2 separate regions of the Mus musculus genome follow, and region 2 is linked to region 1. A link is a loop called in an ENCODE intact Hi-C map of the cell type or tissue named here. Cell type or tissue: gastrocnemius. All regions are shown on one strand.

What was found. Hi-C counts contacts between places; a loop is a spot of excess contacts. Peaks named below come from ENCODE experiments on the same cell type or tissue, not always from the same donor. Only the 100,000 strongest peaks of a DNase experiment are listed, where the experiment ranks them.
Region 2: a loop joins it to region 1, with 2.9 times the contacts of the local background. A loop is called at or near these places in 17 of 42 quality-filtered maps.

What each region holds. Positions count from the first base shown.
Region 1 is chr4:126,255,637-126,263,636 of GRCm38, reverse strand. It overlaps Map7d1 (MAP7 domain containing 1), which reads left to right and starts at 7,318. Exons shown (of 18, transcript NM_001347198.1): 1 at 7,318-7,620. The coding sequence starts at 7,575. It overlaps Trappc3 (trafficking protein particle complex 3), which reads right to left and starts at 1,232. Exons shown (of 5, transcript NM_013718.2): 1 at 1,100-1,232. The coding sequence starts at 1,141. In gastrocnemius, CTCF peaks have their summits at 3,622, 3,833 and 4,434; DNase peaks (open chromatin) are centred at 6,486, 7,114, 7,266, 7,818 and 5 more places; H3K4me3 peaks cover 7,101 bases; H3K27ac peaks cover 7,616 bases.
Region 2 is chr4:126,170,280-126,178,279 of GRCm38, reverse strand. Thrap3 (thyroid hormone receptor associated protein 3) reads left to right here. Exons shown (of 12, transcript NM_001356455.1): 5 at 1-418; 6 at 1,924-2,096; 7 at 2,833-2,944; 8 at 4,752-4,836; 9 at 6,399-6,586. Among named protein-coding and RNA genes, the nearest start is that of Sh3d21, 11 kb to the right of the region's middle. In gastrocnemius, no CTCF peak of the experiment used is centred here; no DNase peak of the experiment used is centred here.

The DNA.
Region 1 (8,000 bases):
AGTTACCTCCCAAACCTGATGTGAGCCCCACACCCCACGTCCCCAACACTCTGTGTGTTAAAAATAGTTTCAAGTAGTAGCTTCAAGTAGCCTACGCTGGCCTCCATCTTATCTCGGGCTAAGGACAACCCTGAATTCCTGACCCTTTTTCTCTACCATCCGAGGGCTGGGATTACAGGCATGCATGAGCAAGCTTAGTTTACGTGGTGCTGGGAATTCAACTCAGGGCCTTGTGCATGCTAAGCAGACACTCTACCAACTGGAGCTACAGTTCCGCTCCCAGATGTTCAGTTTGAAACTCCAAAGCAAAGGCACAGCATGGGCAGTTCTGCAAAAGAATACACTAAAAACAAACAAACAAACAAACAAAAAACACTTGACAAGAAAGCCTCTTTCCTTGGGATTCGGAGAAAATTGATATCCACCTGACTCTCCAGACCCAGTCCAGCCCAGCCCAGCCTTTTGGGATTATATCCTGTCCCACTACTCCCAGGTTAGGGAAGGAACCACAGTTATCCTCTCAACCATTACAGGGGCCACTGAATACTTAGGCCGGCTCACTCCTTAATGTTAGATGGCAAGTCCCCTTCTGACAAGACCACTGTCTAAGTCTCACAATGCCTAAAGCATAGTGAAAAGCTGAAATATTCACTGTAGAAATGGAGGGGCATGGGTTTAAATCCTAACTCTTCCGAAGTGTAAATCTGGATGTCCCATAAACTTCACTGAGCTGTAAAACGCCATAACATTATCCACCTAGAAGAGGTTACCTTGTGATAATGACATAATGGAAGCAATAGCCTAGCACCAAACGCACAGTAAGAGATCAGTAAATGGTTGGTACTGTTATTGATTACCGTCGCTGTTGTTGGTTTAGCACTCGACCCCGAGAGACCTGGGTGTAGCGGGCGGAGGGGCAACTCAGGGGTCCCCCCAAGCTGCCCCAGCGCCGGACGCCTAGGGAATGACCCACACTGGGACTTCCCCATCCCACAGCTCACAGCAGGACTCATTTGACAATCACTTGGAGCGCCAGCACCAGGCCCCTTCCCAGGAAGCTTCGATTCCGCCCGGCCCGCCGGGTCACGCGCTCAGTTACCATTTTCTTGCTCTCCGTGCCACGGTTCGCCTGCCTCGACATGGTGCCCACCGTTCAGTGCCGCCTCACCTCACCTCCTCACAACCCAGATCCCAGACCCCGGGAGTCGCCGATTCAACCCAGCCGCGGCCCCTCAGCGTCTAGGACTGACCGGCCCCTCCTCACTGCGCCTGCGCGGTGTGGCGCAGAGGACCCCGGGACTTGTGGTTCGGCTGACCAAAGTCAGACTACAGCATCCGGCAGTTCTACCCGGAAGTCCCACCCGTGATTCAGCTCGAGCTGCAGCTCCGGAATGCTACCAGCGCCCGGGTGGCTGCACCATTATGGCCGCTAGGTGGCATCCGCACCTTGTGGTAGTCCTACATTGTCCACAGAGTGTCCTTATTTTCCTCCCCCACGACTGGCACTGTGATGTTCTGCAAATTCTTCTCTCTCCCAGACTGGTCTTGGAAAGTCCCTATTTCGAACTGTTTTCTGTTGCTGCAGATCAGCTCCAGAAGCGCCCAGGATGTCCTGAAAAACTAGCGATGGCTCACACAGAGGTCTAAAGTTCATTATAAAAAGTTTGCATGACCACATATTCTATGTCAGGATAGTTAACGGCTTTCTCTTTCAACTGCCATCTGTTCCCAAACCCCAAACACAGCCAAGCCCTGCATCCTTACACTTGTGGCCTTTTTAACAAATCCAAATCACTTACCGTCCCTTCTCTAGAACAGCTACCCTGCCTAGTTCCCAGAAAAACCAAGATGCCGGCTGTGGTGGCACTCAGTGCCGAGTTCTAATCCCAGGCTTGCCATCTGAGGCCAGATGCTGAAGTTCTTTCAGTTGCTGTAAATATTAATGAGACATGAGCACAGATCGTGGGCACAGAAAAGGCACAGAGGAAATGTGATTCCCTTCGAGCTACACTATCAAGACAGTCCAACAGATCCAAACACAGCCCAACAATCGTTGAGGAATGTGCTAGCTGACCAAACCCTTCTTACCCTTCACAGAGGCAAAGCCCTGTCATCACTGACCACAGCCCTTTGGATTTGGCTCCGGCCGTCTCTCCTTAGTGGTCAGCCCTGTGGGCACTGTGCTTGGAATTCAGGTCTCCTCGCTTCAGCCTGCTTGTCTGTCTCTGCAGCAACTATATACTGTTGTGTACCACCCGGCCTTCACCATGACAACTGCTCTGTCCAGATACTGAGCCAGCTAGGCTAGGAGAAGGCTGGAGGGGGGCAAGGGTTTCTCCCAGTCTTTCCCTGAGGTTATAGGACCAATCATTATTATAGCCTTCTCCCTGTAGTACAGACATTCCGGGGCCTCCCTAGAGGCAGAGATCCCTGACTCTCCATCCTGTGGCACGACCTCAGGAGGCTGCATGAGGGTCTCTAGAAGGGAGCAGAAGAAGAAGACAGAAGTCTGTAGCCTTGGGAGAGTAGCAGTGAGGCTAGTCCAGAGCCTCCTTCATTCCCAGGAGAGGGGACAGCTGAGGTGAAAACAGCAGTTGGCCAGCCTGTCAGTCGGTCTGGGCTCCTCCCTGCCGGCTGCCTTGGCTGCCCACAGAAACCTGAGTCACAGTCACAGGCAGCCGCCTGACCCCACCCAGCCTGCTGTCAGGCAGGGCGGTTCTGGACAGACTGGAGGTGGAGCCTCTCCTTGACTTCTCACGGACTCATTATCCCCCCTCTCTGCCTCTGATTCCCGAACTTGGCCCTGCCTTTTCTTTGGGACAGTTCTCCGAGTCATCAGTTTTGAATTAAGGGTGGGGGCGGGGCACATGTATTGATCTGTAAGGTCTCATCCTTGCTCAGACTGCAACCTGAAAACTCCTTGGGGTGGCTGTCAGGGATCAGGAGTAGAGCGCATGCTTTGTATGGGCAAGGCCCTGGGTCTCATCTCCAGCACAAACAAGACAGAACTCCCTACACAGCAGGCCCCAAGTTCTTGGACTTCTCCCTTCAATTTTGAATTCCAGCCCCTCCCTCTCCCTCTCTACCACCTGTAGGGAGTAAGACTTTTAGGAAACCAGATATCCCTCCCGACCCTCATCTCCTGTTCCCTAGAAAAGAAGGCAGTAAGAGTGGAACGTAAGAAATTCAAGGTCATTCTCAGTCAAACAGCGTGTACAAGTCCAGCCTGGGCTACAAGAAGCCCGGTCTCAAAAAAAAAAAAAAAAAAAAAAAGAGAAAGGAAGGAAGGAAGGAAGGAAGAAGGAAAAAAAAAAGGAAATTGGAGAAGAGACCCCAGGACCAGTTGTTTCTCATCCCTAGTAGGAGCTTGAAAAAAGACTTCCTCTAAGACACCCAAAGGCTTGACCTCTGTAGTACAGATTTTTAGTTCCTCCTGCCTAGGAACTTCTGCTCTTCCCTTCCTCCTCAAGAGCTGTAAGGAGAGAAAGAGGCAGCTGGTCACTACTACCCTGAAGGACTTTTCCCAGTCCCAGTCTCAAGCCGCGGGCCCTAGAGGCTAAGAGGCAGTCTAAGTCACAGCCCCTCCTCTTCTTTGTGCTGTGCGGTGGGGGTGGAGCGGGAGTGAGAATCTGGTGGCTGCACTTTCCGCTGCCCCCCAAAAGGCTCCTCCCACTTCCTACTTTGTGGGGGTGGAGGCAGCATCCCAGGCCCTAGTCCTGAGATTTGTATCTGAGTTAAATCTCCTAACCGTTTTCTTCAGTACTGGGTGGGTTCATCCTGGGCTCTGCCCCATCAAAACTAGGCGATTGGGAGCGTTTTGGCTCCTGCCTTCCTTCTAGGACGATTTGCAAGGGGACATCATCCTGATCTTCAGTCAGGGAATTTCCCCAACCCCAGCCCAGCCTGGTGGAGAAACTAACGATTCACTCGCTCTTGTCTATTTCCGTGGAGGGGGAGGAGACTGCCCCGGGCAGCTGAGGCCGACAAAGTTCCCTGCCTCGAGCTGAATGGGCAGGATATCCTCTTGGGGTTTCAGCCCAGATGTTACACATACCCATGATTGCACTTTCTTTGAGAAGGCATGTGGAGCCCCCTCATACCCTTAAACATAAAGGCACCAGTCTTTTCTAAATAAATAAATAGCAAACAAATAAATAAATCTGTTAATCATCAGTTGCTGGGCTGGAGCTCCTGGTCAGTTACAGGGAGAAAAGAGAAGTGTCTATTCTGCCTGCCTACTCCAAACGCATTATAGGGCTGTAGCACTGCCCTGGCTCCCCAAAAGGCATTCTCCCAGGCTCCATATAGGCCCTTCAGCTGTGCCAGAATGCTCTAGCTGTTGCTGGCCAGGAAACCTGCCCCTCCCATTGGCTACCTCTCAGATACCCAGCTGCTCTGCAGTACTAAAGGCTGAGGCCAGGGTTCCTCAACTTTGGTACCTCAGGCATTCTGTGTCCGTGAATTTTCTGTTGTGACAGGGTTGTAGGATTTTTTAAAGCCATATTCTTGTCTCACATTCACTGGATGCCAATAGCACCCTCGGTTGTAACAAAAAAAGTGTCCTTAAACACTGACCAAAATGCCCTCCAGAGTGCCTGTGTAAATGCAAACATGCCTTTGGTGGAGGACTGAAGATGCAGCCAACCACCACACACCTGAGCTACCCCTGCCCAGTTCAGAGAACTCCCCAAAGCCAGTCCTAGATGATCAGACACAAGTGCAGATTTCCAGTTTTCATATCTTTCCCAGGTTGGAATCTCTTGCTCTTAGGCTCCTTTAAATCCACTGTCCCTCTTTATTCCTGAACTCTCCCCACTGTGGGAATCTCACCACTCCCATTTTTTTATCCCAGGACTGGGAGGTAGGAGGAAAACCAGCCCAAGCAGCTGGTCCCTTGTTGGGTTCTCTGCAGGGCTCAGTACGAGCCTATGCCCAGCTCTGGACAATGTAAACCTTAGACCTCTGGATTCACAAGAGACAGCCATGGACTCTAGTATCCATGTGATCACCTCATCCTGCAGATGGGATGACTAACAGCAAATATGGAATGTCATCTTCATCCTCTTTTATATCTGAGTTCCCATCATCGTCATCATCATATGTACTCAGCACTTCCTATATACCAGGCCCTATGCTAAGTACTTCATTTCCATTGTCTTACTTAATCTTTACAATGACCCTCAAAATACTTCATGGCACCATTTAATTTAATTTTTTTATTTATTGTGAAGCATATCTCATACATCCCAATTGCCCTCAAAATTGCCCCATAACCAGGGGTTTTTATTTATTATTATAAATACTATTTAAATATTATAATACTATTTAAAGGGAGTTTTATTATATTCCTTACTTTTAAAAATTGGTGGCATGTGCCTTTAATTCTAGCACCAGGGAGAAAGAAGGTGGATCTCTGTGAATTGGAGGCCATTCTGGTACACTGGGTGAGTTACAGGCCAGCCAGGGCTACACAGTGAGTCCCAATCTAAATATATTTTTTCTTTTGTTTGTTTATTTATTTATTTATTTATGTGTGTGTGTGTGTGTGTGTGTGTGTGTTTGTGTGTTGGTTTCTCTGTGTAGCCCTGGCTGTCTTGGAACTCAATCCGCAGACCAGATTAGCCTTGAACTCAGAAACCTGCCTCCCGGGATGAAGTACATTCTTAATTCTACATAGGAGTGCAGAGATCAGAGAGCAACTTGCAGAAATTCGTTCTCTTCTACCATGTGGGTCCCAGGAATCCAACTCAGATCATCAGGTTTGGCTGAAAGCACCTTTACCCACCAAGCTGTTTTTCCCCCTGAAGCCTGTCTTGAAAGTCTGATCCTCCAGCCTCCACCTTCCAAGTGCCGAGATTGCCGGCCTGTGCCATCACGCCTGTGCCATCACGCCTGCTTGATGTAGTGCTGGAAATCCGAGCCCAGGGCTTAGTGCACGCTAGGCAGCCACTGTGGGCTGCACTGCACCCCCACATCACTACTGCTGTTTATCAACTTTAGAGTTTCAGGAGACGTGTCACTCTCGTTGCTGGCCTTTAGCACCATCCTTTTCTAAAGTCACTCAGCCTCCACCTCGGGCGAATCTTCCCTCCCCCCTCCCCCCAGGGTTCAAAGCGCCAGTTACTTACTACTGGGATAGAAACTGCTGCTAGGTTGCCTGAAACTTCTCCCTTTCCCTGAATCGTACTCCCTGCCCTCTCCCTTGGAATGACTGTTCTGTGGAGGTGCTCTAAGGAAGGAGGGTCCAGTGGTTAGGAAGGGGAAGGAGAGACAGGGAGACAGTGCCTCCCTGGCCCTAATCTGTGGACAACTAGAGAAATGACCTCCAGGTCAGGACAAAGAGCAGGGCTAGGATAGGCAGAGCCCAGCGGCCCCTCCTTCCTCCCTCCAGTCTGGTCCTCTCTGCACCAGTACCTCTACTATCGATCCACCTTCCCAGCAAGCTCCCTGCACCCTGTCCGAAGCCAAGCCCGACTTGGCTCGAAGCCCTCACCTCAGCGGGCGGGCATTGAAACAGGAGATAGGAGAGCCCACTCCAGAGCCCCGAGTATTTTCGGGGAGGAGGGTGAAGTGAGGCTTACTACTCTTTATCGCGACGAGCCGTAGGAAAGAAAAATCCTTCTGGAGAGATGTGGGGGCGGGGGATGGGGGTCTTCTGATGAAGGTAGGGGAGGCTCTAGGCTAGGACCACCCAGTTTGGATCAGGGAGGGCCCCAGCAGATTAGAGACCTGAGTAAAGCGCCTTACAGGGTTGTAATTACTCCCAGAGAAACAGAGAAGACACCAACCCTAGGGTGCAAGAGGAAAAGCGCCTTCGCAGCCATCACCAGAAAAGAGAAAGGATAGCCCTTTTAGGAGTCTCCATGAGACCGTTCTTCAGGCGTTGCAACGCCCCCCCCCCAATAAAGATTTTTGTCTGAGGCAGGCTTGGGAGAGAATTTAGACTGCACGCTAGAGCCTCCAGCATCCAGAGAGAGAATAGGGGATCCTAACCCAGCACCCCACTCCCCTAGTCCCAGCGGCCGGTGAGTCACCCGAGAGCTCCCTACATAGTCTTCAGGCGCGCGGCACGTACCAACGCGCGGCCGCAGGGGGAGTCAGTGTGGCCAGCAGCGTGCCCCCAGCTCGGCGTCCGCCCTGCGGCGACCACAGAAGGAGCATCGTGAAGTTCCGGGAGCTGCATCGCAGGGCGGTGTCGGAGCCCTCTGGTTGTGCCCGTGGTGGCTCCGTACTCCATCACTGCGGGGGCGGTCATCCCCCGCGCACTTGGTACATTCGGAGAGGCCAGGCCCAGCCCGGGCGGTACAATAGGGTTGGGCCGCGACCAGGACTGGGCCGGCGCGGGGCAAAGGAGCAGAATCGCGGTCGCGGAGGACCGACCTCGGGTAGCTGGCTACTCAGAGCTTCGTTAGCCACCGGCCTCTACCTCTCCCACTCGGAACGCCGCCGCCTCTGGGTCTTTGCCCGCTGGGCGGGCCGGGCGGGATGCGCCGCGGGACCCTGGTCCTGGCCTCCGGCCGTCGCCGCCGTCGCGGCTGAGACCCTCCCCCAAAACCTCCAGTGACGCCGCAGCCATGGAGAGTGGCCCGCGTGTGGAGCCCGGCCCGGGCGCACCCGCAGGTAAGCCGGGAGCCACACAAGAGCGAGCCCGGAGGGGGACCGAGTAGCCGCAGGGCGGCCGAGGATGAGGCTGGCGGCTGGGCGGGGACCCCTCCCCCCCGCGCCCTCTGACCACTTAGAAGTTTAAAAATAAAGGCTGTGGCCGCTGCCGAGGCTCCGGGCCACGGACGCATCTTCTGACAGCTGCCTCCTCCCCCCAACCTCCGCGCCGGGAAGCACGGGGCATCGGGATCCGTGGGAACCCGGCTAGGGATTCGATGGGGTGACCCTTCTGCCGCAGCCTGGTGCTATCCTCTCGTCCCCACCCCCACTCTCCTTCGAGATCCACCCCAGACTCTGAAGATCCTCTTTTACTGAGCTGGAGCTACTGTCTTCTCCAT
Region 2 (8,000 bases), 85 kb after region 1:
AACCCGAGTTTGATGATGAGCCCAAATTTATGTCGAAAGTCATAGCCGGTGCAAGCAAAAACCAGGAGGAAGAGAAGTCAGGCAAGTGGGAGAGCCTGCACACAGGGAAGGAAAAGCAGAGGAAGGCAGAGGAAATGGAGGATGAGCCTTTCACAGAGAGATCCCGAAAGGAGGAGCGTGGAGGGTCCAAGAGGAGTGAAAGTGGGCACAGGGGCTTTGTGCCAGAAAAGAATTTCCGGGTGACTGCGTACAAGGCGGTCCAGGAGAAAAGTTCATCGCCGCCCCCAAGGAAGACCTCTGAGAGCCGTGACAAGCTGGGAAGCAAAGGAGACTTTTCCTCAGGGAAGTCTTCCTTTTCCATTACCCGGGAGGCCCAAGTCAATGTCCGGATGGACTCCTTCGATGAGGACCTTGCACGGTGAGGAGCGCTCCTTGTTGACCCTCAGGGCTCTCAGGCCTAAATAGTTTCCTTACCCAGCCTTCCTGAGGATGGAAGTGTTGCTTTGCTGCCACCGTCGGTGCCAGTACCTTTATGTCTGTCCCTGGAGTGCAGATGATTATGGCTTACAGTGATGGTGGCCCCTGAGCATTGTTGGCCTAAAGAATCTTTCAGCCCTTGCTGGCTGCCTCTCTTTGTGTCTGGGAACTTGGAGCGGCCATTCTGGTCTGTTTTCCCTCCAAGCCGACTCCACCCACATTGTTTTACCTATGAAGACACTTGAGAACCGTGTCTCCATTGACGTGGGTCACCAGAATCCGATTATTTTTGCCACCATTAAATAGCAGAAAACTTCAAATTGATGGACTCGGCCTCTTCCGTTCTTCCTCTAACTTCAGGAAAGTATGGTGGAGCCCAGACTGGCTGCTTTTTGACATAGTCTAATCTACCCAGTCAGTTGGAACTCTGCCTGAATGGTGTCCTAGCCACATGTTCCACTCTTGCCCTTTCTGCTTAAGAAGCAAGGAGGGGGCAGACATGCCACAGCATGCACATGAAGGTCAGAGGACATCTTGTGGGAATGAGTTTTTTCTTTTTGCCATATGGGCTCTGGCTTGGTGGCCATTGCCTATACCCACTGAACTATCTCACCAGCCCACTGTTTGCTGCTTTTTGTTGCCTCATTGAATGACCTTCCTAGGCAAGTTAGTTGATCTTTTACAGTATCTTTTTTGTGTGTTAAAACAACTACAGTCACCAAGGTTTAACACTTCCCCACTTGAAGATTCTCAGTGAATTTTGGACCAACCTTTCCTTAGTTGTAATGTGATAGAGAACAAAAGGAACATTTGTGGGCTTAAAACTCCTTGGAAATGCCAGGCAGTTGGTGCTGCACACCTTTAATCCCAGCACTCAGGAGGAAGAGGCAGGTGGATCTTTGAGTCTGAGGCCACCTTGATCTACAGAGCTAGTTCCAGGACAGTCAAGGCTACACAGAAACCCTCTCTCAAAAAACAAAGGAAAAAAAAACAAACAAACCTTGGAACTGTCTCAGAAAGAAAAAAAGGAAGGAGGGGCTGGCAAGATGGCTAACCCTGGTGATCTGGAAGGACAGAAATGACTCCTACAAGTTGTCTTCTGACTTTTACTTGTGTATTCCACACATTTTCATCCTCCCCTCCCTGGCACAAAATAAGAGGAAGCTATGGTTCAGTGTTGGAAGACTCAGATACTTAGTATATACCAGGCCCTGGCTTTGATGCCCAGCATTCTACACCCTCACCCGAGCCTGTAAAGGCTGACCCATTCATGCAGTCCCAGCACTCAGGAGGCTGAGGCAGAACAAATCACAAGTTCACAGCCAGCCTTGATTTACATTGGGGGAAAAAGCTATCTTGAAAGTTAGAACTTCTATTTTTATGGTTAAAGAATTCTGACTTTCTGTATCTCTTGTTACACTGAATCTCCATGTATTTGTTTTTCAGACCTAGTGGTTTATTGGCTCAGGAGCGAAAGCTCTGTCGGGATCTAGTCCATAGCAACAAAAAGGAGCAGGAGTTCCGTTCCATTTTCCAGCACATACAGTCGGCTCAGTCTCAGCGTAGCCCCTCAGAACTGTTTGCTCAGCACATAGTGACCATTGTTCATCATGTTAAAGGTGAGTTGACGTCTGCCTGTTTGTCTTTCTAAAACAGGATGGCTAGGGAATGATGAAACCTCTAGGACCGTTAAAGCTACAGGCTAGGTAAAGGAACAGACTTCTGTAAGAAATTTCCATGTTTTAATAGAGATGAGTGTTTTGAAATGCTAGCAATCTGTAATCATGATAACAAAATTCTCAACACAAAGTATGGAGAGTAACTTTTTAAAGGTTTGTTTTATACTTTTTTATATGTATGTGTCTGGAATGGGAGGTTCCCGTGGAGGCCAGAAGAAGGTGAGCGTTACATTAGGTTTTGAGCTATCTGAGAAGGGTGCTGGAAAGCAAGCGTGTGTCCTCTGGGAGGACTGTAACCTTTCTTTCCCAAGTTCTATTGTTCCCCTGAGAAAATGGAGGTGGGCAGGTTTAGAAATTGCCAAGAGCAATGATTCAGAAAGCTGAACTTGGCTGGTTACAGGCTCAGTCTAGAGTGAAAGTCAAGTAATAATTGGTCCTATACCCCAAACCGAGGTGAGCACCAGGGTCTTTGTCCTGGTATCATGTTCCTAAGATACGGGAGCAAACTAGAAACCCAGCATTGGATTGTTTCTGAACCAGCCACTTTTCTTTCTTTTTCAGTGTATTACTTGGGTTTGAATACTTGTTGTATCTGTGTGGCTACAGGTTCTTGGGAGAGTTGAACCTTGTACCTGCCTTTGGTAGTCTATTAATGCATTTCTTTGATTCTTAACAGAGCATCACTTTGGATCCTCTGGAATGACATTGCATGAACGCTTTACTAAATACCTAAAGAGAGGAAATGAACAAGAAGCAGCTAAAAATAAGAAAAGCCCAGAGATACACAGGTGGGGTCCTCAGCCTGTGATAAAACTCTTGTCATCTGATACTAAACTCGCCTTGATGAGTTCTCTAACGCACTTTGGATCCTAAATTTAGGCTAATATTCTCTAGGGTTCTTGAATATCTTGGACATTTGTATTTGAGGGTGAAAAGGATGCTTTGAAGGCTGTACTCTTATCACATTGGGCCCAGTAAACCTGAAGTTCCTGTAGTAAGAATAAATACTGACTTTTTTTTTTTTTTTTTGGTTTTTCGAGACAGGGTTTCTCTGTGTAGCCCTGGCTGTCCTGGAATTCACTTTGTAGTCCAGGCTGCCTCGAACTCAGAAATCCGCCTGCCTCTGCCTCCCAAGTGATGGGATTAAAGGCATGTGCTACCACTGCCCGGCCAAATACGGACTTCTTTAAGCAACCTTACATATTTCATATATTTTACTTAGGAGGATTTGCTGGAGAAGATGGTTGAGGGAGAAGCTTAAAATTGACTTATCTCGAGGTTTAAGTAAGGTCCAGCAGGTTTAAAACTTGTAATTAATGGGCTGGAGAGATGGCTCAGCAGTTAAGAGCACTGCTCTTCCAGAGGTCCTAAGTTCAATTCCCGGCAACTATATGGTGGCTCACAGCCATCTATAATGGGATCTGATGCTGTCTTCTGGTGTGTCTGAAGACAGCTACAGTGTATGCATTCCTATACATAAAATAAGTCTTTTTTTTAAAAACTGGTAATTAGGGAATTTGTTAGGCACGTGGAGATTTTGGAAGGAAACAAAGTTGATCATACCTGTAAGTCCTTAGTAGTCAATCAGCTTAGTACTGGGGAAGACCAAGTTTGTAAAGACATCCTTAGGTACAGCATCTGGTGAGGTCTGTCAGCTTAGGGCAGTTTCTTACCTAGAACCAGTCTTACAGAGAAATAATGGAAATAATCAGATTCTCAAGAAGGGAATTGCTCTTTGAGTTTAGCAGAACATAAATATGTAGTCAGGGCAGTAGATGTGATTATAAGCAAATCTAAGATTGAATCTATCTTGCAAGCTAGTAGCACTATTGGGAAGGAACTGAGGCTGGCCATAGCAATACACATTTTTAATCCCAGCACTGGGAGGCAGAGGTAGGCAGATCTCTGATCAGCCTGGTCTACATAGCGAGTTACAAGAGAGCTGTGTATGACTTCATAGATTGTTTCAAAAACAAAACAAGAATGGTGTGCTGGGGATCATAGCTTAGCAGTGGAGTGCTTGCCTGGTCTGTGCAAAGCTCTGAGGTTAGTATTCTCCCACCCCACCCCTAAATAAAATAACGGAACTTGGCTCAGCCAGTAAAACTGCATGTTGCCAATTTATTTGCATAAGTTATCCTCTGACCCCCTCACTTGCTGTGAATTGTGCAATAAAGATGAGCATGTGAATGCACAGGCACACACAAATACAAATAAACGAAGACTTTTTTGTTTGTTTTTCGAAACAATTTCTCTGTATATCCCTGGTTATCTTGGAAATCCCTCTGTAGATCAGGGTGACTTGGAACTCCGAGATTATCTGCCTTTTAAATTACTTATTTTGTGTGGGGTAAAGGGCGTGTTTTCATTACAGGTCTAATTCAGGGATAAAGTGCATGCTAGGCTACACACTTAATCTTAACACCAGAAAAGGGGGGGGGACGGAGAGAGAGAGTTAATGAGAATATATACATAGTAACAGATAAGCTATAAAAGCACTTGTGTCTATCTATGACTCCTTTACCTACCTTAGGATCTACCTTGTTAACCAGTATTCTGTAGAATTGTATACAATTTCTTTATTTTTAATTTTAGGAGGATAGACATTTCCCCCAGTACATTCAGAAAGCATGGTTTGACTCATGAGGAATTGAAAAGTCCACGGGAACCTGGCTACAAGGTGAACTGTTGCTTTGATCAGTAATTTCAACAAAATGAGTGCGTTGGGCATGAACTTGACAGAAATGTGTTTGTTTAAATTACTCTCTACTTAAGTTTGTGTTTTTCTTTTAAGGATGGGCATAATTCTAAAAATGAACTACAAAGGGTTAATTTTTATTAAAATGTATCAACAACCTTTGTGAAGTGGTTAGAATATGGTAAATGACCCCAGAGTCTATTGAGGTGAGCTTGAGAAAAAAAAGAGAGGCGTTTTGGAACAAGTGCCCATGATGAGAGAAGAAACTTTTTGTGATATTTTTCTGCTTGTAAGTATTATCAAATCAACTGTCTACATGCACTATTTCCAACCATGATTTCAGAAAGACATGCATGTCAGAGCAGAGTGAAATATTCATATCTTAACTCAGTAGACTGTGTTGAACAGCTGGTGCGCTTTTTTTTGTTTTTTCCTAACATTGTACCATATCATCTGTCGGTTACTGTTACTTTAAAATGGCCTGGCTATATTTGCAATGATGTGCACATAACACTGTTATTAAGAGGTTTAAACTCATGCAGTCTCTTACTGTAAAATAAATAGATGGAGTTTTTAAGATCTTAATATTTATTGACCATCATTCATATATACAGTTGAAATTTGGAATGAAAGATGGCTGTTCTGTGCTGCTGAAACCTTTTTTTTTTTTAATGCTATTTTAAAAATTTCCAAACAAATTTGTCTTTTTGGTTGAAAGTGTCGAGAGACACCTTGTGCAATCTCTGGTCTTCTACCCCTTTCCCCTGTCTCCACATGCCTGGCCCTAGTGAAGCAGCAGAAGTCTGTGCTCCATGCCTCCAACAGCCAGTTTCTCAGTGATGCTGTCTAGTGGCCCAAGGAGCGATGGCTGCATTTGTTCTTTGTTGTCATTTGTCTATTTATTGGCTTAGACCCTCTCAGAAACGGATTGATAATAAACCTTCCTATCAGTCTTGCTATTAATGTCAATATTATTGCATTGAGAAGTCTATGGTTCATGTATGTAAGATGTTAATACAGAGCAGACAACTTCCAGTTAGGGAGGGCTTGTTTCCATTAGATCAGTCCCAGTGCGTGCTGTCTCTAAGGCCGTCTTAGGCATCTGCCCTCATGAATTTCCCCAGGTGTTACTAAAGGCCATTGCAGAGTTGATCTGGCCAATGATGCTTTTCTTTTCTTATTCTTAAAATACCTTAAGGTAGTTCCACACAGGAATGGGTAGCTGCTTTAGGTAGAGAGAAGTAAGCATTTCCTATATATAAACTTAATAAAAACACCTTCCAGAGCTGATTTTGGACATCTTGGCATGAACACCTAGCCAGTCATTACTGGGACACGGGAAACAAAGTAAAATTCATATACAGCATTTTCAAGAGATAGCACCTTGATTGTTCTTTTGGAAAATGAAACAAAACAACAACAACAAACCAAGGCTGAGGGGCGGCTCTTAGACCCCCAGGGCTCCTTTAGTAGAGACCACAGTGAGAATGAGTGAGTCAGCAGTTCTGGATCCCAAAACCGTAATTTTGACATCTTTTTGGCAGGCTGAGGGAAAATACAAAGATGATCCTGTTGATCTTCGCCTTGATATTGAACGTCGTAAAAAACATAAGGAGAGAGATCTTAAGCGAGGTAAATCAAGAGAGTCAGTGGATTCCAGAGACTCTAGCCACTCAAGAGAAAGATCAACTGAAAAGACAGAGAAAACCCACAAAGGATCAAAGAAGCAGAAGTACGTGATGCCCGGGCTTGTTACCCTAGATTCTGGAGTAAAGTCTCTCCACAGCACACTGGGTGGCTGTAGGTCTGAACACAAAACCCTGGCTGGCTTAGAAGTTACTGTGTAGAACAGACTGCTCACACTGCCCCTCCTCTGTATTGAGATTACAGAGAGAGCACATGTTCCTTTGGGCTCTTGTACACTGGTTAGGAATTCAAGTATTTGCAGCCTTGTCTTAAATACCATGTAATAAAGAGAAGATCTCTAACTTACAAATAGAATTTCTATATCTAGGTAATGTTATCTTTGTCCAAAGAAAGGTTTGTGCAAGAAATTAATGCTGGTAAGGATGGTATGGAGATTCATTGGAAAGGTTAGTTGATGGATGTGGTCTTTCTCATTGAACATTTTCTCAATGTACTTACAGTTTAGAAAGTCATTGTTGTTGAATAAAAATACTAACCAGCTAGAACTAGATAGGAGAGAATTGTTGGTGTTAAATGTCTTTTAAACTAGTTTCACAGACAGTTCAAAAGAAGTGTTCCAAATATTTTTTTCTTTTTTTGTTTTGGGTTTTGGTTTTTCAAGACAGGGTTTCTCTGTATAGCCCTGGCTGTCCTGGAACTCACTCTGTAGACCAGGCTGGCCTCGAACTCAGAAATCCACCTGCCTCTGCCTCCCAAGTACTGGGATTAAAGGCATGCGCCACCACTGCCCAGCCCAAATATTTCTTAAAGTAGTCATTGTTGAATTATGTAGGACAACATAGCATGTCAGTGCCATGGAATTTCTGTTTACCTTTTTTTGATGGTGCTAGAGAGTGAGCCCTGCGCCCTCCACATACTCTGGCAAGTATATTCCAGCTGAACTACATAGCATCCACCTTCAGTGCACCGTTGAAGGTTCTACAGTGTTGGTCACCTTTCATTCAGTGGAGCAGAGTCGTAGCCTTTACCTTCTCAAAAAGCTGCATCTCTGCTGTTCTGAACTTGAACTGGCAGGCTTTTCTCACAGGTGTCTCAGGCTGGCTTCATTCTCTGTTTAGCAGCTAAGAGTGGCTTAAACGCCTGATCCTTATTTACCTCCCAAGGGTGGGTTGATAACTGTGCACTGCATTGTTACTGCTGAAGAGGGGGGATTCCCACAGGAACCTTAGGAGTGAGTGTAAAAAGGTAATTCTGCTGGTTCTTTCTGAAATACGCCTACCCCTGAGTTGCAGTGTAACTTTTAATAAGTTGCTTGAGCAGGTTTCTATAGGGCAGTGCCAGCCCTACCAAAGAACGGTAACGGGGCTACCAAATCACTCTAAGGTGTCAGAAGAACCAAGCTCGCAGAAGTAGACACCTCAAGATATTCTGTAGTCTTTCTTAATTTTGGGGGAGTGGGTGGGTTTTAAGACAGGGTTTTTCTATGTAGCCCTGGCTGC